Linked DNA regions of Mus musculus: region 1 is linked to region 2. A link is a loop called in an ENCODE intact Hi-C map of the cell type or tissue named here. Cell type or tissue: left cerebral cortex. All regions are shown on one strand. Each heading gives the region's core, and the rest is flanking DNA. Links, peaks and the distances in the headings are about the cores only. Region 1 has its middle 170 kb from the start of Gm33015. Region 2 overlaps Slc6a5 (solute carrier family 6 (neurotransmitter transporter, glycine), member 5).

Region 1 (11,907 bases), core at 2,508-10,507, 1.3 Mb before region 2:
ATTTCTTTCTTTATTCCTTCCTTGACCAAGGTATCATTGAGAAGAGTGTTGTTCAGTTTCCATGTGAATGTTGGCTTTCTGTTATTTATTTTGTTATTGAATATCAGCCTTAGTGCATGGTGGTCTGATAGGATACATGGGACAATTTCAATATTTTTGAATCTGTTGAGGCCTGATTTGTGACCTATTATGTGGTCAATTTTGGAGAAGGTACCATGAGGTGCTGAGAAGAAGGTATATCCTTTTGTTTTAGGGTAAAATGTTCTGTAGATATCTGTCAGATCCATTTGTTTCATCATTTCTGTTAGTTTCAGTGTGTCCCTGTTTAGTTTCTGTTTCCATGATCTGTCCATTGGTGAAAGTGGTGTGTTGAAGTCTCCCACTATTATTGTGTGAGGCGCAATGTGTGCTTTGAGCTTTACTAAAGTTTCTTTAGTGAATGTGGCTGCTCTTGTATTTGGAGCATAGATATTCAGAATTGAGAGTTCCTCTTGGAGGATTTTACCTTTGATGAGAATGAAGTGTCCCTCCTTGTCTTTTTTGATGACTTTGGGTTGGAAGTCAATCTTATCAGATATTAGGATGGCTACTCCTGCTTGTTTCTTCATACCATTTGCTTGGAAAATTGTTTTCCAGCCTTTCATTCTGAGGTAGTGTCTATCTTTTTCTCTGAGATGAGTTTCCTGTAAGCAGCAAAATGTTGGGTCTTGTTTGTGTAGCCAGTTTGTTAGTCTATGTCTTTTTATTGGCGAGTTGAGACCATTGATGTTAAGAGATATTAAGGAAAAGTAATTGTTGCTTCCTGTTATTTTAGTTGTTAAAGGTGGCATTCTGTTCTTGTGGCTGTCTTCTTTTAGGTTTGTTGAGGGATTACCTTCTTGTTTTTTCTAGGGCGTTGTTCCCGTTCTTGTATTGGTTTTTTTCTGTTATTATCCTTTGAAGGGCTGGATTCGTGGAGAGATAATGCGTGAATTTGGTTTTGTCGTGGAATACTTTGGTTTCTCCCTCTATGATAATTGAGAGTTTGGCTGGGTATAGTAGCCTGGGCTGCAGTTTGTGTTCTCTTAGTGTCTGTATAACATCTGTCCAGGCTCTTCTGGCTTTCATAGTCTCTGGTGAAAAATCTGGTGTAATTCTGATAGGCTTGCCTTTATATGTTACTTGACCTTTTTCCCTTACTGCTTTTAGTATTCTATCTTTATTTAGTGCATTTGATGTTCTGATTATTATGTGTCGGGAGGAATTTCTTTTCTGGTCCAGTCTATTTGGAGTTCTGTAGGCTTCTTGTATGTTCATATGCATCTCATTCTTTAGATTTGGGAAGTTTTCTTCAATAATTTTGTTGAAGATGTTTGCTGGACCTTTGAGTTGAAAATCTTCATTCTCATCCACTCCTATTATCCGTACGTTTGGTCTTCTTATTGTGTCCTGGATTTCCTGGATATTTTGAGTTAGGATCTTTTTGCATTTTCCATTTTCTTTGATTGTTGTGCCGATGTTCTCTATGGAATCTTCTGCACCTGAGATTCTCTCTTCCATCTCTTGTATTCTGTTGCTGATGCTCAAATCTATGGTTCCAGATTTCTTTCCTAGGGTTTCTATCTCTAGTGTTGCCTCGCTTTGAGTTTTCTTTATTGTGTCTACTTCCCTTTTTAGGTCTAGTATGGTTTTGTTCATTTCCATCACCTGTTTGTATGTTTTTTCCTCTTTTTCTGTAAGGACTTCTACCTGTTTGATTGTGTTTTCCTGTTTTTCTTTAAGGACTTGTAACTCTTTAGCAGTGTTCTCCTGTATTTCTTTAAGTGATTTATTAAAGTCCTTCTTGATGTCCTCTACCATCATCATGAGATATGCTTTTAAAATGAGTTGGGTAGAATACCTTCTACTTCTATCTTGTGAAAAAGTTTGTGCAGAACTGGAGTTAGATCTTCTTTGAAGGTCTGATAGAACTCTGCACTAAACCCGTCTGGTCCTGGGCTTTTTTTGGCTGGGAGACTATTAATAACTGCTTCTATTTCTTTAGGGGATATGGGACTGTTTAGAAGGTCAACTTGATCCTGATTCAACTTTGGTACCTGGTATCTGTCCAGAAATTTGTCCATTTCGTCCAGGTTTTCCAGTTTTGTTGAGTATAGCCTTTTGTAGAAGGATCTGATGGTGTTTTGGATTTCTTCAGGATCTGTTGTTATGTCTCCCTTTTCATTTCTGATTTTGTTAATTAGGATTTTGTCCCTGTGCCCTTTAGTGAGTCTAGCTAAGGGTTTATCTATCTTGTTGATTTTCTCAAAGAACCAACTCCTCGTTTGGTTAATTCTTTGAATAGTTCTTCTTGTTTCCACTTGGTTGATTTCACCCCTGAGTTTGATTATTTCCTGCCGTCTACTCCTCTTGGGTGAATTTGCTTCCTTTTTTTCTAGAGCTTTTAGATGTGTTGTCAAGCTGCTAGTATGTGCTCTCTCCCGTTTTTTCTTGAAGGCACTCATAGCTATGAGTTTCCCTCTTAGAAATGCTTTCATTGTGTCCCAAAGGTTTGGGTACGTTGTGGCTTCATTTTCATTAAACTCTAAAAAGTCTTTAATTTCTTTCTTTATTCCTTCCTTGACCAAGGTATCATTGAGAAGAGTGTTGTTCAGTTTCCATGTGAATGTTGGCTTTCTGTTATTTATTTTGTTATTGAAGATCAGCCTTAGTGCATGGTGATCTGATAGGATACATGGGACAATTTCAATATTTTTGAATCTGTTGAGGCCTGATTTGTGACCTATTATGTGGTCAATTTTGGAGAAGGTACCATGAGGTGCTGAGAAGAAGGTATATCCTTTTGTTTTAGGGTAAAATGTTCTGTAGATATCTGTCAGATCCATTTGTTTCATCACTTCTGTTAGTTTCAGTGTGTCCCTGTTTAGTTTCTGTTTCCATGATCTGTCCATTGGTGAAAGTGGTGTGTTGAAGTCTCCCACTATTATTGTGTGAGGCGCAATGTGTGCTTTGAGCTTTACTAAAGTTTCTTTAGTGAATGTGGCTGCTCTTGTATTTGGAGCATAGATATTCAGAATTGAGAGTTCCTCTTGGAGGATTTTACCTTTGATGAGAATGAAGTGTCCCTCCTTGTCTTTTTTGATGACTTTGGGTTGGAAGTCAATCTTATCAGATATTAGGATGGCTACTCCTGCTTGTTTCTTCATACCATTTGCTTGGAAAATTGTTTTCCAGCCTTTCATTCTGAGGTAGTGTCTATCTTTTTCTCTGAGATGAGTTTCCTGTAAGCAGCAAAATGTTGGGTCTTGTTTGTGTAGCCAGTTTGTTAGTCTATGTCTTTTTATTGGCGAGTTGAGACCATTGATGTTAAGAGATATTAAGGAAAAGTAATTGTTGCTTCCTGTTATTTTAGTTGTTAAAGGTGGCATTCTGTTCTTGTGGCTGTCTTCTTTTAGGTTTGTTGAGGGATTACCTTCTTGTTTTTTCTAGGGCGTTGTTCCCGTTCTTGTATTGGTTTTTTTCTGTTATTATCCTTTGAAGGGCTGGATTCGTGGAGAGATAATGCGTGAATTTGGTTTTGTCGTGGAATACTTTGGTTTCTCCCTCTATGATAATTGAGAGTTTGGCTGGGTATAGTAGCCTGGGCTGCAGTTTGTGTTCTCTTAGTGTCTGTATAACATCTGTCCAGGCTCTTCTGGCTTTCATAGTCTCTGGTGAAAAATCTGGTGTAATTCTGATAGGCTTGCCTTTATATGTTACTTGACCTTTTTCCCTTACTGCTTTTAGTATTCTATCTTTATTTAGTGCATTTGATGTTCTGATTATTATGTGTCGGGAGGAATTTCTTTTCTGGTCCAGTCTATTTGGAGTTCTGTAGGCTTCTTGTATGTTCATATGCATCTCATTCTTTAGATTTGGGAAGTTTTCTTCAATAATTTTGTTGAAGATGTTTGCTGGACCTTTGAGTTGAAAATCTTCATTCTCATCCACTCCTATTATCCGTACGTTTGGTCTTCTTATTGTGTCCTGGATTTCCTGGATATTTTGAGTTAGGATCTTTTTGCATTTTCCATTTTCTTTGATTGTTGTGCCGATGTTCTCTATGGAATCTTCTGCACCTGAGATTCTCTCTTCCATCTCTTGTATTCTGTTGCTGATGCTCAAATCTATGGTTCCAGATTTCTTTCCTAGGGTTTCTATCTCTAGTGTTGCCTCGCTTTGAGTTTTCTTTATTGTGTCTACTTCCCTTTTTAGGTCTAGTATGGTTTTGTTCATTTCCATCACCTGTTTGTATGTTTTTTCCTCTTTTTCTGTAAGGACTTCTACCTGTTTGATTGTGTTTTCCTGTTTTTCTTTAAGGACTTGTAACTCTTTAGCAGTGTTCTCCTGTATTTCTTTAAGTGATTTATTAAAGTCCTTCTTGATGTCCTCTACCATCATCATGAGATATGCTTTTAAATCTAGGTCTAGGTTCTCAGGTGTGTTGGGGTTCCCTGGACTGGGCGAAGTGGGTGTGCTGGGTTCTGGTGATGGTGAGTGGTCTTGGTTCCTGTTAGTAAGATTCCTCCGTTTACCTTTCGCCATCTGGTAATCTCTGGAGTTAGTAGTTATAGTTGACTCTGTTTAGAGATTGTTCTTCTGGTGATTCTGTTACTGTCTATCAGCAGACCTGGGAGACAGATTCTCTCCTCTGAGTTTCAGTGCTCAGAGCACTCTCTGCTGGCAAGCTCTCTTACAGGGAAGGTGCGCAGATATCTTGTATTTGGACCTCCTCCTGGCCGAAGAAGAAGGCCCAAAACAGGACCTTTCTCAGACACTGTGTTGCTTTGGCAGTTCCCAGGTGGTACAGACTCTCACCTAAGCAGACTAAATTCCTAAGTTCCTTGGAGTCCCGGGACCAAGATGGCGACCGCTGCTGCTGTGGCTTAGGCCACCTCCCCTGCCGGGTGGGCACCTGTCCTCCGGTCCGGAAGGTGGCCGGCTGTCCCCGGCCCACACAGGGTGCTGCCTCAGCGCCTCTGTGCTTCTGCCTGTTCCAGAAGCTGTCAGGTTCTCTGGCGCACCCTCTCACCTGTTCAGACTAATTTCCTAAGTTCGGCGGGTCTCGGACCAAGATGGCGACCGCTGCTGCTGTGGCTTAGGCCGCCTCCCCAGCCGGACGGGCACCTGTCCTCCGGTCCGGACGGTGGAGCAGCCACCATCTTGTACATTCGACCAACGGGGACTGAGACAACTACAGGAGGATTGCAGCTGACTGCCCTGGCTCCTAGAGACCGACACTTCCTGGGACTGTTCACAACAGTTCATACCAGACATTACAAGGTTCTGTTCCAAACAGTTTGTACCAGACCTTTTTGATATCACAAGGCTCAAGAGGCAAAGCAGCTGACCCACAGCTGATTTAACAGCTGGAGAGAAGCCAGGGCAGGCAGCGGGTTTGGGGCGAGGAAACACACGCTAACGGAGGGTGATAGGCCTTGTATGGAACCAGAGAAGGGAAACTGTACGCACTGATTGTCAGAGACGTTTTGGAAATTTCTAGGGAGCTGACAGGTCTTCAAAGTTCCACTTCTTCCTTACTGCCAAGGCCTGAGGAATCTGAGCTGGTGGTGCCAACACTTGCAAGAGAACTGCAACACTAGAGGGCGCTATGTGATGCTGCTTCCACCAGCTCCTAGTCCAAGGAGAGGGAGGCTTTCCTTTTCTACTTAGAATATTTGTCCTCATACAGCGCCCCCGCCCCCACCGATGCAACAACCCCACCGCCTTTCACCTGCCACCCTGTACGCTCTCATTGTCCCTGGCTGCATGTCAGATCCTCATTATGAAAGAGAGACAAGTCAAAGCTGCACTACACTAAAGTTCTGCAGATGTGAGCCACTCCGGAGAACAAGATACACAGCTCTCTGTTTTATTTCTAGGAACTGTGTGTAAAGCTATCATTATCTTAATATGAAAGGTGTAGTAAAAAAGCAAGACAGTGTTTTCCATTAAGCAACTGAGGATTCTTAGAGAGATGGGAGGAAAGGTGGAAGAAACAGACAAATCTATAATCCTATTAACAGGTTTCCGTGCATGAAGAGCTGACCACGAGCAAGCAAGGGGAAATATGCTTAGCGTAACACTGCCCCTTACAAGCCAGAGGTGTTGAGTTCACGAGAGATTCCAGTGAGTCAGCTCAGTGTAACTGTGGAGAAAACACTTAACCTGCCTATGGAAGAATGTTCAGTAGTTTGAGGAGGGCAGGCTCCAACTCCTGATCCCCCCAAAGGAAACATAACCTATGAAGACAGGTAAACACATAAACTGAGTGTAGAGATGCTTGGAGGTGAGGTAGGAGGGTCAGGGTTCAAGGTCATCACTAGGTACATAGAGAGCCTGAAAGCTAGACTGAGCTACTGAAATGCTGCCTTAAAAGAATATAAAGCAAGGTTTAGAAACCGAACTCTAATTCCCAGTTTATTGTCCAAAGAGCATAGAGGAACGAACCAAGAAGATCTGCTAAAGCAGAAAGGCAGAAGTGTGAAGCTGGCATGCGGCAGGGCTCTTTGTCTTCCTCTTCCAGTCTCAGTTTGGCAGAAACTTCATTGTTTTTGTTTGTTTGTTTGTTCTGTTGTTTTTTGTTTGTTTTTTGAGACAGGGTTTCTCTGTATAGCCCTGGCTGTCCCGGAACTCACTTTGTAGACCAGGCTGGCCTCGAACTCAGCAATCTGCCTGCCTCTGCCTCCCAAGTGCTGGGATTAAAGGCCTGCACCACCATGCCCAACAGAAACTTCATTGTTATGGGGGTTATCCTTTCCTCCTCCTCCTCAACAGCCAGAGTCTTCACCGGAGGGAAAGGGAGCCACCAGTGTTCATCACTTCCCATAGTAATGTGAGTGTGTGACAGATGTTCAGAGACAGAGCAGGCCCTGTCCCGACACATCTGCTGCGCCAGAACTTTGCAATAGTGTGCTCTAAAGCTCTTCGCAAGGAAACCAGCCTTCCAGAAATAAAGAAAAACTGGGAACATTGAACAGTCAATAAGGTGCCTTCCGTGTGCATGCACTCCCACAAGCAGCACATGGGCACATGTGGTGCAGACACACCAGCAGAGGAGAAAAAAAATTTTAAAAGAAGGAAAAAAGGGGAAAGGCCAACAGAATCACGAAATTCCCTTAACTGGGGGCAAGCTGAATCACCATACAATGTGGCAAACCAAAACAAACAAAATAAAACCTAAACAGACAAAAAAACAACAGCTAAGTGAACTACTGGGACCATCAAAAACCTCAAACAGTGGCCTCTAAAACTGCCTTTGTTTGGTCTCAAAGTTAATTGACTCAGAACAAGCGGTTATTTAGAACCCAAGGGGACTTCCAAAATCCAGGAGTACTGCATTCTGTTGGCAATTCGTAATACTTAACAATTGTCTGCAAGAAAGGAAAGTGACCGTGAAAGACATTCCCAGGATAATTGGAATAGTTGTGCACTGGCCCCAAGGCTGCACCCTCTTAGGGCAAAAGCACACTACAAGGAGACAGACTCTCAGCTTGTTGCTAAGCAAAACTACCAAAAGGCAATCATGCCAAGAGTTAAGGGAATAGATACACACACCCCTCACGCAGTTGCTATACTATGATGTAACATAATTAAATATAATAGATGATATATTGGTATGAGTAGTGTAGCAAGCCATATAAAGTACAATTTTCTTATTATTTAGGAGTGATGGGGTAGTCTTAAAATTTACTATGTATGAATTGAGACCAGTATCAACCCAAACTAAGATTGTGTGCAAATTCCGCAAGTAACTTTGTTACTTTGTATGATAAATACAATATCAAATTTAAAAAAATGTGTTGAACAGTAGCTAAAGGTAACACTAGCAGAACTTATGACCACATCAACGTAAGAACGAGAGCAAGCATCCAGGTGCCTGGGAAAAAATTTCTGAGCCCACCTGATGTGGTTGCTGGGGGGAGTTGCGTGAGATTTTCAGGAATAATGTAGACCTAGTTGTGATAGGAAAAGTGTGTGTGTGGAAGGCAGACTCCATTCTAAACCTATGGTTTTATAATCCAGGGTGGGCATGAGGTATGATGATGAAATGGCCAGAAGCTGGAAACAACTCAGATGTCCCTCAACAGAGAAATGGATACAGAAAATGTGTGTGGTTCATTTACACAGCGGACTACTACTCAGCTATTAAAACAACGACTTTGTGAAATTCACAGACAAATGGATGGATCTAGAAAGTATCACCCTAAGTGAGGTAACTCGGTCACAAAAGAACACACATGGTATGTACTCACTGATAAGTGGATAGTAGGCAAAGAGTGTGGAATACCCACGATACAACTCGCAGACCATATAAAACTCAAGAGGAAGGAAGATCAAAGAGTGGATGCTTCAGTCCTACTTAGAAGGGGGAACAAAATAGTCAAGGGAAGTAGAGGATGGGAGGGACTTGGGAGGAAGAGAACAGGGGGAGGGGGGAAAGAGGGGCAGAAAAAGGTATGGGAGGAGAAGGAGGAGTGAACAGAGGGTCAGGAAATTGATCAAAGGTGTGTAGCAATGGAGGATGGGAAACTGGGAGTAGCAATCAGAAAGTCCCAGATGCCAGGAAAGCAAGAGTCTCCCAGGATCCAAAGGGGATGACATTAGCTGAAATGTCTCACAAAGAGAGGAAATATTCTGTTGAGACCATATCCAGAGGTTAGGCATGGCCCCTGGTTGAGGGATGGGGCCACCCACCCATCTCCAAAATTTTAACCCAGAATTGCTCCTGTCTAAAGGAAATACAGGGACAAAGAGTGGAACAGAGACTGAAGAAAAGGCCATCCAGAGACTGCCCCACCTGGGGATCCATCCCACATGCAGACACCAAACCCAGACACTATTGCTGATGCCAAGAAGTGCTTGCCGACAGGAGCCTGATATAACTGTCGCCTGAGAGGCTCTGCCATATCCTGACTAATACAGATGTGGATGCTTGCAGCCCAACCATCGGACTGAGGAGTTAGAGGAAGGACTGAGGGAGCTGAAGGGGACTTATCTGTCATCAATGGGAGGGGAGACCCTTGCTCCTGTGAAGGCTTGATGCCCCAGTATAGGGGAATGCTAGGGTGTTGAGGTAAGAGTGGGTGAGTGGGTGGGGGAGCACCCTCACAGAAGTAGTGTAAGGCGGATGGAGTAGGGGTTTTGCATAAGGGAAAACGAGAAAGGGGATAACATTTGAAATGTAAATAAATAAAATACACAATTAAAAAAAGAAGAAAGAAAATATCGACATTTATACCCACAGAGCTCCCCCTGCTGGATCCAGGAGCTGGACAGTGTCACAGAGACTCCTCACACCGTCATCACAACAGATGCATTATTCTAGCATTCTCTTTTGTCATACTTTTTATAATGTAGTTTTGCCACTTTTACCTCCTCATTATTCTGCTATCTCCCTTCCCCCTTCCCCTGACCCACTTCTGTCAGCAAGCCCCCGTGCCCACCCATCACTGTCAATTCTACTTAGTAGAATTAGCATCCCCTGAGTTTAGCAAGAGTCACTTGCCTGCACGTAGGTGAGAGATTATTAATGGATCATGTTACGTGTAGGTGCATCACTAAAGAAACTGATACTCCTTGCCCTAAGAAGCCAATAAGAAGGATAGAACAAGTCCCAGTCTTCGTTGTACCGACACAGTTCATTTGGACCAGTTACTAACTTTCAAGGGTCTAGTGACCTTGATCTTTTATTGCTTTCACCCTTGAGAACATTTGGCATCACAGGCATAGAAAGATAAACAAGCATATCTGCAAATATTCAGAAAATCCCCCTAGGAATAGTTCGATTTTACTTCATCATTTCTTTTTGTTGTTATTTTGCCGTTTTCTCTTTAGACTCATATTTGAGTTTGATATACACAGACTTCTTTCCAGCAAGCTGAAATGTATAAAAATCCTACTTCTTTACACTTCTAATTCCATCTGTTGAGCTAAAAGCCACCTGCTTTGGGTCCTTATGTTGCACTGATGCTCACATGAGCAGGTGCGTCTCTTGCTGTAGGCAGCATTCTTATCCCAGGACTACGTGAGAAGTGTAAGGTCACCTTTCTATTCATTGGGTATGCTATCTGACTCCATTGGGGAAACTTTTCCTGTTAAATTCCCCAGTCAAGTGCAGCCTGAGTCTGACCCCTGGTCTCCCTCCATGGAGCCCTCCTTACAATTTGACACACCACAGAGCAGTCAGACACACAAGTTAACGTTTTCATCCAGTCTAAGGTGGAAAGGATCCTTTCCATGTGTTTCCACCTTATGGGACACCCACACTCCTTCTGTCTCTTAAGTTCCAACCTTCTGGGTCTATCTCTTTTCAAGGTTTTATTTTGAGCATTGATGTTTTTACTCCATTCATATTTTTGCAAAGCTTCAGTAATAGTGGAAAAATTTTTAGTTAGCTTCTTATTGCTTCATCTAAAATTACCTATAGAGCTAAAAGCTAGAGGCTTCTAGTTGCAGACATGATCTGAAGGAAAGTAACAGGATTAAACACAATGAGATACTGTAGTCATTAATTTGTGGGTCTCTCTACACTATTGGACTGTATAGCCTTTTATTAAAAAAGACAATGGTTCTGATATCCTATTTTACTCAAGTATCTCTCAAGACAAGGCTCTACAGGGCTCACGTCAGTGGCGTAGAGAGCTTCTCTCAGCCATCCGGAGCTTGACCAGGATGCTGCTAGTATTATCTTTAGTTCACTTTCAGAAATACATTTTATTTGAGTTTGAATTAGCATACAAAATAACAGAATTCTTTATGGCATTTCATACATACTTATTTGGGTTGATACTCACCCAGATTCATATACAATAAATTGTAAGCCAGCCTTGACTATGTGAGATTATCTTACAACTTCCTAAAAAACAATAAAGTGGTATCTTATATAGTACAGTACCTGAATACCTGAACAATTAAATACACAATGTTTTATATTCTGTGTTTTATTTATTATATATTATATTACATTATAAGATATGCATGGAGCCAGGCTTGGTGACGATTTCTCATAATTCTAGCACTTGGGAGGCAGAGCAGGAGGGTCAGAAAGTCTAGCCTGGCTACATAGGAAATGCTATCATAATCTACCAGTCAATAGTTAATAGACATAGATGTGGAAATGATTCAGATGTAGGAGTCAGAGACTGAAGCTCTGCCACCTAAGGCCAAGGAAAAGCTGAAGGGGAAAGGAAGAGCCCTCCCTCAGAGCGTCAGAGGCCATGTGATCCCAACAGCATCTCCATTAATCCAAGGTACTTCCACTCTTTTAACCCCCAGTTTGAAGTAACTTGTAGTTTGTGTTTATCATAGCCAAGACTGCCATTGGTAATTACAATGGCAGCAATATGGGGAGGGGCTAGGGTGAAGTGAGTGCACTATGCTTTGTTAATTATGGCCCTGACCTTCAAGAAAACCATGCCTTTAGAAGCTATTTATCTGCTACAAAGGAAGTTTTTCTTCGCTCTGGAGATTGATGCTGCTTATTTATGCAGTTAAGAAAGAACTAAAGTCTGAATCCAGCCTGAAGGGGGAAAATGGAAGGACCTAAGGAAGTCAAAGCATAATGTCTTGATGTGATGTCTGGATTATTTAATAAAATGCAGGGTCCTCCCTCCTCCATCTGAATAATTTCTAACAAACAGCAATGTGATTCTCTTCTGTACACCTTTCTGGTATTCACAAACAGAGATGGACTTTCCATACATATTTATGGGAAAAATTTTCCTTTGTACACATTCAAACCCCTTGCTTGATGGTCTGGAGTTAGATTTCTGGTATACTGTTCCATGTCAAGGGCACGGCAGCCTTTGAGCAGATGATTCTGCTATCTGCAGAAACACAGCTGCAGATGCATGCTTTGCAGTTTCAGAGCAAAAGGCCTGCATTTAA
Region 2 (11,907 bases), core at 1,732-9,731:
TCCACCTGGTCAACCCATCCTGCAGGATGAAGGAAGAAACCTGACCAGGGGGCCAACCCTTCCAGAAACTGATAACACAGACAACAGACAGACAGCGCTATCAGTGGCCTGTGTGGCTCTCGCTACGGCATGCTACGCTATGTCCTACTTTTCTATGGAACACTCTCATGCACAGCTGTGAACCGAAGTGTGGGGAGAAAGAAGAAAATTGGGAATAAATCTGGGGAAAGTGTGAAGGGGAGGCAGAGAGGAAGCCCGGGAGTAATACCGGACCATCCACACGACTGGACTAGCACTGAGTGCCCAGTTCCAAATCCTTCACGGGCAGCTTGAGTCCCAGCGACGAAGTTCCCAAGGGGTCGATCATATTCTTGTAGCGTTCCCCGCGGTGCTGAGCTAAGAATGGGCCCCAGTCGGGCTGTGGCGAGCATACCAACTTCAGCCTCTGCAAAGAAGGCAAAGACCCATAGTTACAATATGAACTCGCCTTCCTCCCCTTGGCACCGCTAGCCATCCCCAAAAGACTAGGTACCATTTCCTCAGATCCACCACTGAAGTCAAGAGCCCCTCCCCCTCGCCTCACAGTGAGGGAGATGAGCCAGCATTTATTAACCAGGCCAAGAACAGGAAAAGCAAGACTAGGTTTGGTTCTCTTGAAATCATCACCCTGAAAGCAACTTTGTGATTGCTCCATGTTTCCCGTGCATACGATGAGTAGAGGACAAAGGGCCCAGATTTTAATTATACATCTCCACCCACCAAGTTGAGAGAGCTCCCAAGCTCCTACTTCTGCTCTCAACAGCAAAAGCCATGGGCTCAATTACATTTGTTCTGGAGTCTCAGTGATGGGTTGCTACATCAAAAATAATTGGATTTTTTTTAGCATATTTCCCAAAAGTATACAAATGGCCAAGAAAAAAGCCAAACCCAAAGATACACCACCAAGCATGAACAAAAATTTTAATTGTCTGTTGAGTGTGTGTGTGTGTGTGTGTGTGTATACACATATGTGTATATATACATATATATTTATATACACATATACATATATGTGCGTATATATATGTTTCTGACTCAGATCAGCAGTGCAGGTTCATGTAGATAAGCTTAAAAATAATGGAGGTGTCTCTAGCTTCAACTGAAATTATTATTGAAAATAAAATCTGATAGAAACATATAGAGAAAGACAACTTATTTCCGACTATATAAGAGGGAATAATTATATGTTTATTACCTATTAAGGGAAAATCTGGTTCTTATAGCTGTTAGTTTAATGCCCCTTTAATCACCAGCTTGCAACCTTTGTGTCCCAAATTAACCATCATAAATTTGTACGGCCAACCCCATCAGTCTAGAGAATTTTAGGCTGCAACAGCAGCCGAGGTTACAGCAGGTTCCGGTTAGGGAAAGAGATTCCCGTGACCTCTGGTAGGAAGGTGGCTAAGAAGCGTGGTACGCTGGGGATAGGCTGGGCCAGAACTGCTTTACACCAGAGAATAATAAACAGAATTCTCTAGGGAAGAAAACCAGAATACATCTTAAACATGAGGACTCACTGTCATCCGGGGTCAGTGGAAACAAAGGCCACTTGCTTACCCACACCAAGTGAACACTTGTGTTGTGTGCTGGCCACGCCCTCACCCCTGCCCTGTCCCTCCCCACCAGCCTCTTCTTCATGTCAATCTAGCTGCCCAAGAGCAGACCCCACACAGCCATTCTCCACCCCAGTGAATAAGTATTTCTTTGTGATGGGCTCAGTGCTTCCCAAATCCGAACACGCAACCAAATCACTAGAAGATGAGGCCAAGCTCCATTCCCCTGAGCTCCGTGCAGTTGAGAGAACCTGGCTGTCTGCATTTGTGACAAGCTCCCAGGACGCCTCTAGATCAGACCCCAGGGCTCATGGAGGTCCAGATGTCTTCAGGATGCAGGCAGAGGTCATTCATTCTCAGCCCAGCTGGACAAATGACCGTTTCCTTTCCCTTGGAGACAGGATCTCCTATAGCCCAGGGTAGCCTAAAGTTCACACAGAGCTAAGGATAGCCTTGAACTCTTGATCCTCCTGCTTCTACTTCCCAAGTGCTAGAATTACAGGTACACTTGAACAAGTGACTTCTCATGAGTAACAAAAGCTGGGTGGCTCCTCAGTGGTGGCCGTCCCATTGTCTCTATGGAAAAGTCCCCTGAGCTCTGATCAGAACTGAGTGGTGTGCTAGTGAGCTTAGCCAGGTACAGTCATCTAGAAAGAGGCAACGGCAACTGAGGAATCGCCTCCTTCAGATGAGCCCATAGGCAAGTCCGTGGGGGCATTATCTTGATTAATGATTAATGTGGGAGGGCCTAACCCATGGTGACAGTGCCACCTCTGGGCAGATGGCCTCAAGTTACATAAGAAAACAAGCTGAGCAAGCCAGGAGGAACAAGCCAGGAAGTAGTCCTCTCCATGACCTCTCCTTCAGCTTCTATCTCTAGGTTCCTGCCTTGAGCTCCTACTCTGACTTCCTTCCCTCAGGGAAGATTGTGACTGGGCAATAATGAGATGAAATAGGCCCTTTCCTCCCTAAGCTGCTCCTGGTCATGATTTTATTGCAGCAACAGAAAGCTAACTATGACAGTTGGTAAGGGAAAGCAAGTCTCCCCTCGCACTAGCCACGCCCTGGACTGCATAGGACATGCTGAGAGTCGTCAAATGTCTAATCAGACATCCTTCACTCAGGAACAAAGGGAGCAGTGGTGACTTTAAGTCTAATGGCAATCAACATTTAGGAGGGAGGAAGCTTGGAGGCAGAGGGACACCAGAGAGGGGACCCCTGTGTTAAAAAATGAACTCCAAGATATAGATAGTAGCTGAGGAGGAGGGGATGGGAGCTCTGGGAAAGAGGAGGCATTCAGATTGCTCGTCCCAAGGCTGCCACCACTGTGAGGAACAGCACAGCTCACTCAGCCTGATGATTGACTGGTCTCCTCCACTACAGGAATAATATATAATTAAAATGAGTTTAATAGAATCAGTGGCAACTGGGATGACTTACTCACCCAGTATCCTTCTTGGATATGTTTACCGGATCTTTTTGTTTTTAATGCATAGAGCTTTTAGGATCTCTCCCTCGGGAGAGGCTAGCAGGGGGAAAGGAGCCAATAGAATTACCTCAATAAATCTCCCGGGAGCCAGATACATTTTTATCACGAACATAATCGGGATCCAGATAACGGAGCAGGCGAGCATCAGCCATCCAAGCACCATGGACCAGTTAGGGTAGCGGTAAGAGCCATAGGTCATGGGCTCCCACTGGTAGAAGCTGAAGCAAAGGATAAACTGAGAGAGAAGAGAAAGTTGCCTTAGGGTGATGGTGTGAGTCACTCACTCATTCAACACGCACGTACGGAACCCGGCCGCATGCTTCGCTCCTCTTGCCTTGTGTACACTCTCATCTCTCTGAAAGGGGGTTTTCCCAGTGAAGGAAGTAAAACCTCAAGATGGCGAAGGTGGAAACACAAACTCAGCTACTGCTCCTGTGTTTGTCCTCACACATGAAGTCAATGGCTACACCAGGAGAACATAGCACAGTGCCTGACAGCTGGGAGTTCTGAGGAGACTGACTGCACTACCATTGATAACTAAGCCTTTGTTATAATGGGGGGAATGATGTGCTAAATTTGTAGATCTCAATCCTTTTAATTGAATCCATTTGGCTTCCTTCTTGCACAAGGAATAGCCAACGTGTGAGGCTGCCTCTAAAGTTGGCTGTGTGAGATTCAACATGGTTCTTGGTCCCCCACAGGTGACTGATCTAGAAGCACAGTCCTATAATAAGCCATTGGTGGAGGGGGAGAGGGGGGAGGGGGAGGGGGAGGGGGAGGGAGATCACCAGTGACCCCAGAGACCTGAGCTAATGAGCTGTAGGGCCTCTCAGATTCTCAGCTACAAAATTGATTTATTTCACACCATGTATGCAGTGCTGGGATTCTCTGGGAGCAGAAGTCTGTATTTACTCCAGAGACCTTCCTCATTCTTAAAAGGTCATGATGTGGGTTTTGGCCGTTATCTGTGATCACATCGTACTTCGACCAGCAAGAGCTCTGAGATCCGTCCGAAGGCTTGGCTGGGCAGCTGAAGAGGGCCAAGGGAAGGCATAGGCTGAAGTCAGAGGCATCTGTATACAGAGCCAGGCTTCTGACAGCTCCAGCCCAGCCTGTGGAGACCATTTCTCAAGACAACATGATTCCGCGTATTCTTCTTGCCTGTGGCAGCATAAGCCTAGAATTATCCACGTACGCCCTTTCCCCGGCTCTATGTCTCTCTTCCTACCGTAAGCTGCAGTGTAACAAAATGATTGGAGGGAAATAGCAGGTGGGAGATTTTTGGAGAACTGCGAAGCCCGAGACAAACACAAAACATCCACACCAGTGCCTCAGCACCCAGGCTGCCAGGGCCAGGGACTTCTTTTCGGTGAAATTCATATGGTGATTCAAAGCAATGTAAGCCCAAAGACAAGGCTCCCGTGGAAAGCAAGGTCGACATTAGCCCCCCCCCTTTCCAACTTTTGCCCCTGAGTCATAAGTTTTATTAGCCAATCTATTGGAAGTATGGCCCGATGTCATTATGGCATGCTGCTCTGTTTCATTTACTATATAAATAGCAATGCATCTGCTTATGTGTGTGCCTTCAGTAACGTGATCAGACTGTGCATATGATAATTGCATGAGGATATTTATGGCCCCATAAATCCATGACGGCACGTAGAAAAATGATGGATTTTATCTCAGAGGCCCTGAAGTGATTTAAACCCATAATCTCACCCTGGTCCAGGACCTGGAAGCTATCTCTGCTACGGAGGTAAATGGTAAAATACAAGCAGGGCAGAGACCTTTGACACCCATTTCCACTTCCGCAAATATCACATCAAACTTTTAGGCACAAGCCGGTTGCTTGCCATAAATTTCCCTCTGCCAGGTCAGCTTGGATGAGAGCCTGCACTGGGGTGGACTTTGCTTCCAAGTCCTGCCCACCTCTGCCTTTCCCAGCAACCAATGAGACACAGGAGACACACTGGTTGGAGACATCCCTACCTCCAAACAGCATAGAGAATCTGCTCAAGACAGTCTTAGGGTGTCTCCGCAGCTTCTGACGTGTAATCTACCGAATCACAGCAAAACTGAGAACTTCCCCAAGAATGAAATAAAAAATAATGAAATAGAATTCCTTCTCCCTGAGTTCGAAGACTTGACTTCTAACCCAAACAGGCCATGCTGTTCCTAGACTGTCAGAATGCAGAGGGCAAGCTTAAAGGCCACCCTAGCTCTACGGCCTTGTGGCCTAGAGCAAGTCCCTTACCCTCTCTGAGCCTCAATGTACACATCTGTAAAATGGGGAGATGGCATGGGTGTAAACGATAAGGCCAATAAAGGGCCTGCCTTGAAACACACACAGCAGCAGGCGGATGGCCGTGTGATGCATCTCCACAGATTAAGGCAAAATTCTGACACTCTTCTGGGATGAAAAGAAAAGGAGGACAGAATATAGAACATATTGTAAAGCTGACTCTGCTGATAATAAACTACAAGGAATGAAAATGAGGGAAGTCAAGGGTCAACAGGGACAGGATTTGCTAACACAGCATATTCAGGCAACAGGCAACAGCATCATCTTCACACCCATAAGCTAAGCCGGCTTAGACACACTTCATTCATGAGCACCTGTCTTTAATATTGTTCAGGTCTCATGCCCCAACTCCAGCAGGGCTTTTCACACTACCAATATAGATGTGGGTAAGCTCTCGGTGTCCATACAGAAGACGGAGATTGTGGGATGGATTTTCTGTCTAAACCTCTAGCTTTTCAGAAAGATATGGTTTAACTAGAACATACTCTCAGCAGATGGGGGAGGGGGGAAAGGCAAGCAAATGAAGAAAAAAAAATATATCTCCATTGCATCTGCTTTTATTCATTCTGCATCTTAAAAGAAGCTGGTGTCTGGTGGTGCAAAGCGGGCTCTCTAGCTGGTTTCTAGTGCCACCTACTGGGATAAGTAAAAATTACATGTACTCACTGATAACTGGATATTAGCCCAAAACTTAGGATACACAAGATATAAGATACAATTTGCCAAATGCATGAAACTCTAGAAGAATGAAGACCAAAGTGTGGACACTGTGCCCCTTCTTAGAATTGGGAACAAAACACCCATGGAAGAAGTTACAGAGAAAAAGTTTGGAGCTGTGACAAAAGGATGAACCATCTAGAGACTGCCATATCTAGGGATCCACCCCATAATCAGCTTCCAAACGCTGACACCATTGCATACACTAGCAAGATTTTACTGAAAGGACCCAGATATAGCTGTCTCTTGAGAGACTATGCCGGGGCCTAGCAAACACAGAAGTGGATGCTCACAGTCAGCTATTGGATGGATCACAGGGCTCCCAATGGAGGAGCTAGAGAAAGTACCCAAGGAGCTAAAGGGACCTGCAACCCTATAGATGGAACAATATTATGAACTAACCAGTACCCCAGAGCTCTTGACTCTAGCTACATATGTATCAAAAGATGGCCTAGTCGGCCATCACTAGAAAGAGAGGTCCATTGGACACACAAACTTTATATGCCCCAGTACAGGGGAACGCCAGGGCCAAAAAATGGGAATGGGTGGGTAGGGGAGTGGGGGGGGAGGGTATGGGGTGCTTTTGGGATAGCATTGGAAATGTAATTGAGGAAAATGCATAATAAATAAAAAAATTACAGGCAACTTCCTCCAGGCTTTCTCAATAAGTCAGAAAAAGACAAAATCCCCATAAGTCAGAAAAAGACAAAAAGCAAGCAGAGGAGGGGGAAGACAAAATCTCTGCAGATTTGCTTGGGGAAAAAAGTGAAGCCACGCTGATAGCTTCGGGCACAATAAGGAGGGTTACAGGTGTGAGTTTAAGTCTGTATAGACTACAGGCATATCTGTGGCTCTGTTCATTAAGAAAGGGAATGTCAGATGATCTCAAAACTCCTTCCCCACACTTGAAGGTGACAACATGGCTCTCAAAAGCTATAAAAATCAGCAGTAAATGCCTGATTAAAGCTGCATTAATTGTAGAGTAGGCACATTGAGAATGGTTAGGAGCCAGAACATGTGGGTTCAAATTCAGACTATTGCTAACTATTGTACATTCAATGCTAGTTCAGTCACATAACTCCAAGCTTCGGGTTCCCTGTGATACTTAGTTTTAATTGTTCCCTTGACACCACCTAGAATCGCTTAGAAAGGAGTCTCAATGAAGAATTGCCTAGATCAGGTTGGCCTGTGGGGTTGGCCTTGCTTATGTTAGTTGATGTGAGAAGATGTAGTCCACTGTAGGCAGCTTCATTCCCTAGGCAGAGGGATCTCATATTACAGAAATCAGGGGCTGGAGAAAGAGCTCAAAGTGTTAAGAGCATGTGCTGCTCTTACAAAGGATTGGAATTTGGCTCACAGCTCACAGCCACCTGAACTCCAGCTCCAGGGGATCCAATGGGACTTCTGGACTCTTCAGGCTCCCACATGCACCTGCACATACATGCACACAGACACACACAGGCACACGTGTAAGGAAATAGTAGAAGAGATCCTTTTCTGAAAAGTGGAAAGCTAGCTGGGCACGAACAAACATGGGTGCCATCATTTCTCTCTGCCTTTGACTGAGTGTACCCAGCTGCTTCAAGCTCCTGATACTATGGCTTCCCTGCTATGATGAACTACAACCTGGAACTGTAAGTGGAAATAAACCCTTCTGTCCCCTGAGCTGTTTTTGTTAGGTTATCTTATCATGGCAACTGAAAAGGAAAGAGGACATTCCCCTTCTGCAAGACAAAGATCACTACACCAGCCTGGCAGGACTGCTGAGAGAGAGCCCTATACACCAGTCACCCAGAACAAAATCTGAACCATGGTAAATGTGTGGCCTACTTGGCTGTTGACTGCTATCTGCTAGCACAAGAGGCAGACGGATATAATGTGTGTGCCCTACACAGATGTGCTTGGTCAATCCTAGCTCCATCCCTGACCAGCCAGATACCTGGAGTTCAGTCGCTTCTCCTTTCTGGCCTACAGTACACTCGCCTTGGAAGACAAGGCCAATACCCATCCCACCAGCTCCCCAGCCTCACCAGGAGGCACACATGTATTCAAAGGTGGTAAAGCACTGACATGCAGGAGAGGCTGTGAGAGAAAGCATTCAGCCCTTACAGTCAAAATGGTCGGTGTGACGAATGCCCAGCAGACTTTCCAGAAAATGTTGGGCTTGAATCCAATCATCATCTCGATGTCTTCACAGAATCTCTGCAAGCCTGCAGAGAGACAGCAGAGGCCATGTGTGAGGTACAGTGGGCAGGGGTAGCGGGGGAGCCTGCAGAGAGACAGCAGAGGCCATGTGTGAGGTACAGTGGGCAGGGGTGGCGGGGGAGCCTGCTGAGAGACAGCAGAGGCCATGTGTGAGGTACAGTGGGCAGGGGTACGGGGGGAGCCCCTCACTCAACAACCTTGGCTAAGGAAGAACCCAACTTAGGTCACCATAACCCCTGTTTCCCTGAGACAGGAAACTATCAGACAGATAACTCACTGTCAGGAATACTGAGGCTAACTGAATGTTGAAATAGATGCTAAACACTCTCTGCAGTGAGGTTCAGAGCTGCCATGGCAACATCTCCAGAGCTTAGTTCCAGGTCCCCTGGCAGTGGCATGTGCATGGGCTTGGTCTGCTTGATGTCAAGTCTAGCAGAGGAAAAGATTTCGGTAAACCAAGAGACCATATTATAAAAGGCTCAGCACTTAGCAAGTCTCTGTGGCCTGGGGTGGTGCCTCTCACCCTCCGGAGAGCATTTCCATTGCATCCACCTTGCTCTGCCTAGAGTCTGGTGACAGCTACAGGTGAAAAGCAATGTTAATCCCAAGTGGCCAGCACTCACTTAAGCTGGAACTCAATGACTGTTGTCTGCTCTGAAACTTCACTAACGTAAAATGTAAAGGAGACAGCCATACACCCATAGAGCCACCCTCCTGGCAACCTCTTAGTTTAGGAGGGCACTGGAGTGCTGCTTCGGAGGCAAGGCACTGATAACAGAAGTGGAACCCATCAGAAATGGGGGTTCAATATGCAAACGGGACCTGATAGCTTCCTGAGTACAGGTCACCACATTGCAGTGATCCCCAGACTTCCTAATGCTGCCACCCTTTAATCCAGTGGCCCGTGTTGTGGTAAACCACCCCCCCCCACCAGCCATAAAATTATTTCATCACTACTTGATAACTCTGACTTTGCTACTGTTATAAATTGTAATGTAAATATCTGTGTGTTCTGATGGTCTTAGGTAACTCCTATGAAAGGCTCAATCCCCAGAAGGGGTCTCAGCCCACAGGTTGAGGACCACTGCTGTTTTGGGGGATGTCTAAAAACTCATCCTGATGTATCCAAGATGTGTTCCTCACAGAGGAGGCCCTGATATACTGATGACCGAACCACAAAGTCATATGACCATCACGGAAAACCTAGAGATTTCTCAAAAAAAATAAAAAAATAAAAATAAAAAGAGGTTAATGGAGTACCAGGAAAATTAGCATAGCCCATTGACGGAAGTACTTGGGGTTTACTCATTCCTTCACAGCCAGATTTGCTTAAGGTTTGGGAGAGACGATTTAACTTCTAAAACTAGGCATATTAAAAGGTGCCTGGTTTAATTGTTTTCAAGCCTTGCTGAATAGGCCTGTTATACCAGAAAGGGCTTTGGGAATGTGCCTTTTGTGGCAATTAGCAGTTAGGAACTGGGTAAAAGGAGCTAGTCTATGCCCATGGGCATGACTGCAGACAAGCTATAAGTGCAACGATCAAACTCTCCCTGAAATGGGGGGATGGTCTCGAGTCTTTAAAAAAATTCCCCTTCAACTCTCATCTGGACGTAATTGCAAGACTGGAGAGATGGCTCTGTGGTTAAGAGCACAAACAGCTTTTGTAAAGATCCAGAGTTTGACATTTCCAACCCCTCCCCGACCTCCCCTCCCACCCCCAGCACTCACACCAGGTGGCTCACAACCACCCATAACTCCAGCTCCAGGGGATCTGATGCCCTCTTCTGACCTCCATGCCCATAACACTGGTGCACATAGTCATACTCAGACACACATATACTGCACACGAGACTTTGTTTTGTTCTGTTCCGTTTGCTTTTTGAGACAGGGTTTCTCTGTGTAGTCCTCTGGCTATCCTGGAACTTTGTAGACCAGGCTACCAACCTCTGCCTCCCCGGTGCTAGGTTTAAAGGCAGGTGCCACCGTGCTCAGTAATTTTTTTTAATTAATAATTGTAGCCTCTTCCTGTTTCTAGGGTGAATAAATTTTACATGAAAGATTTTCATTTTCGATCCTGATTTTCTGCTCTATTTTATTTCTTTTTTATTTTAATGCGATTTCCAGGAAATCTAATAACTTTTGCATACCTGCCAGTATGAGACCAACAATCAAGGCACTCTTCCCAGGGCACACAGAAGTTGGGGAGTGTGTTGTCCTCCTTTTGGAGATCAGAGCTCTGCAAACACTTCTAGCATCCCCACATGATGATCTGGGGGCACCTCTATTCCAAGCAATTCATTTCACTTATTTTTCTCTTAGAACAAAGTTTCTATCTCTTCAGCGACTACAAGACTATTAGATCATTGAACCCTGAAACTTTTTTTTTCCCTAATAGTTGCTATGTGGCCTTATCCAGTGACCATTCTAAGATGTCTAATCACAAAGGAGTCAGCAGTACCTGAGCCAAACTGGACAGACTAACCAGGAGGGCCCTGGTGTGACCTCTACGACACATACTTGTGCACAAAGGGTGGAGATGGCTGCCATCCTTTATCCTTGATAATAGCTCTAGTGGATGGGTTGCATGTTGCTATGGTGATGGCAGAACTAGTAAACCATTAGGGAACTGAAAGTTTCTTTGCTGAGAAAATCCGGGACTTAGATACTGTATGGCAAGTTCCCCCCAGGTGCTTATCAAGATTGGAAGGCTCTATGATCGAGTGGCCTTTGGTATCCTGGGGTTGTGGGGAGCCACCCTTCACCTCAAGCACATGGGCAGTGATACTGCCAACACGGAGAATAATCCCACACCAGCAAAGGAGCCCACTGGCCACAGGCATTAACTGTGCCAGCCCATACCCAAAACCAGGTCCTACGATCTTCTGGCATACACTGCTAAGATTCACAGTCAGGCACCTTTGGTTTCTCATTTAATTTCCTCACAGTGAATCTGAGGCAAGCTCAGAAATAGAAGCATTGAACCCCTTTAAATATGGGGTCCATACTTGTCAGCAAGGCCTGCCATACATTCTGGCCCTCCCATGGCAACAGGCAGAGTGTCCCCTTACCATACACATAGGAGATGCCAACAAGCTCAAATATGGCAATGATGACAAGGGCATAGGAGGCAGCGTAGGTGTCCACAAGCTGAAACATGTAGATTCCACCCTAGCAGGAGAGAGAAAACAGCCACCATCAAATAGGACCCCATGGCCCAGCTCCATCTTCCCACCTGTAATAGCTCCTCTTCTCCCTCCTGAGGACCAGCAGGGTCAGAGTCCTCCCTGGTCCACAGCAGAGACTATACCTGGACAAGGCATGTAAACTGGAGACTTGTCCAGCTTAACAGAGGCATCCCTCAGTGGCCTCTGAGGGAATCGATAAAGCACAAAAAGCAGGCTAAATATCTTATTTTTTTTCCCAAGGCAAAGGTCACCCTCTGAGGGAGCTATGAGAGCATCCTCCTCGCTTCATATTTGCTTCGAGCTGTCAATGACCACTTCTACCCGTGTAGATGCACTTGACTGACTCTCATGTGACCTTTAGCTATGGCTGTATTTACTTTAGCATCACCTGAACAGGAGGCTCATTGAGGAATTCTC

What was found. Peaks named below come from ENCODE experiments on the same cell type or tissue, not always from the same donor. Only the 100,000 strongest peaks of a DNase experiment are listed, where the experiment ranks them.
Region 1: it touches region 2 in a loop (2.9-fold over the local background); 2 of 42 quality-filtered maps call a loop at or near these places.

The regions. Positions count from the first base shown.
Region 1 is chr7:51,264,444-51,276,350 of GRCm38, reverse strand. No RefSeq gene overlaps it. Among named protein-coding and RNA genes, the nearest start is that of Gm33015, 170 kb to the left of the region's middle. In left cerebral cortex, for the core only: CTCF peaks have their summits at 5,612 (motif pointing right) and 9,284 (motif pointing left); DNase peaks (open chromatin) are centred at 5,621, 9,276, 10,018 and 10,259.
Region 2 is chr7:49,947,807-49,959,713 of GRCm38, reverse strand. It overlaps Slc6a5 (solute carrier family 6 (neurotransmitter transporter, glycine), member 5), which reads right to left. Exons shown (of 16, transcript NM_001146013.1): 13 at 11,374-11,473; 14 at 8,210-8,310; 15 at 3,149-3,316; 16 at 221-445. The coding sequence ends at 290. Among named protein-coding and RNA genes, the nearest start is that of Nell1, 22 kb to the left of the region's middle. In left cerebral cortex, for the core only: a CTCF peak has its summit at 6,016 (motif pointing left); a DNase peak (open chromatin) is centred at 5,931.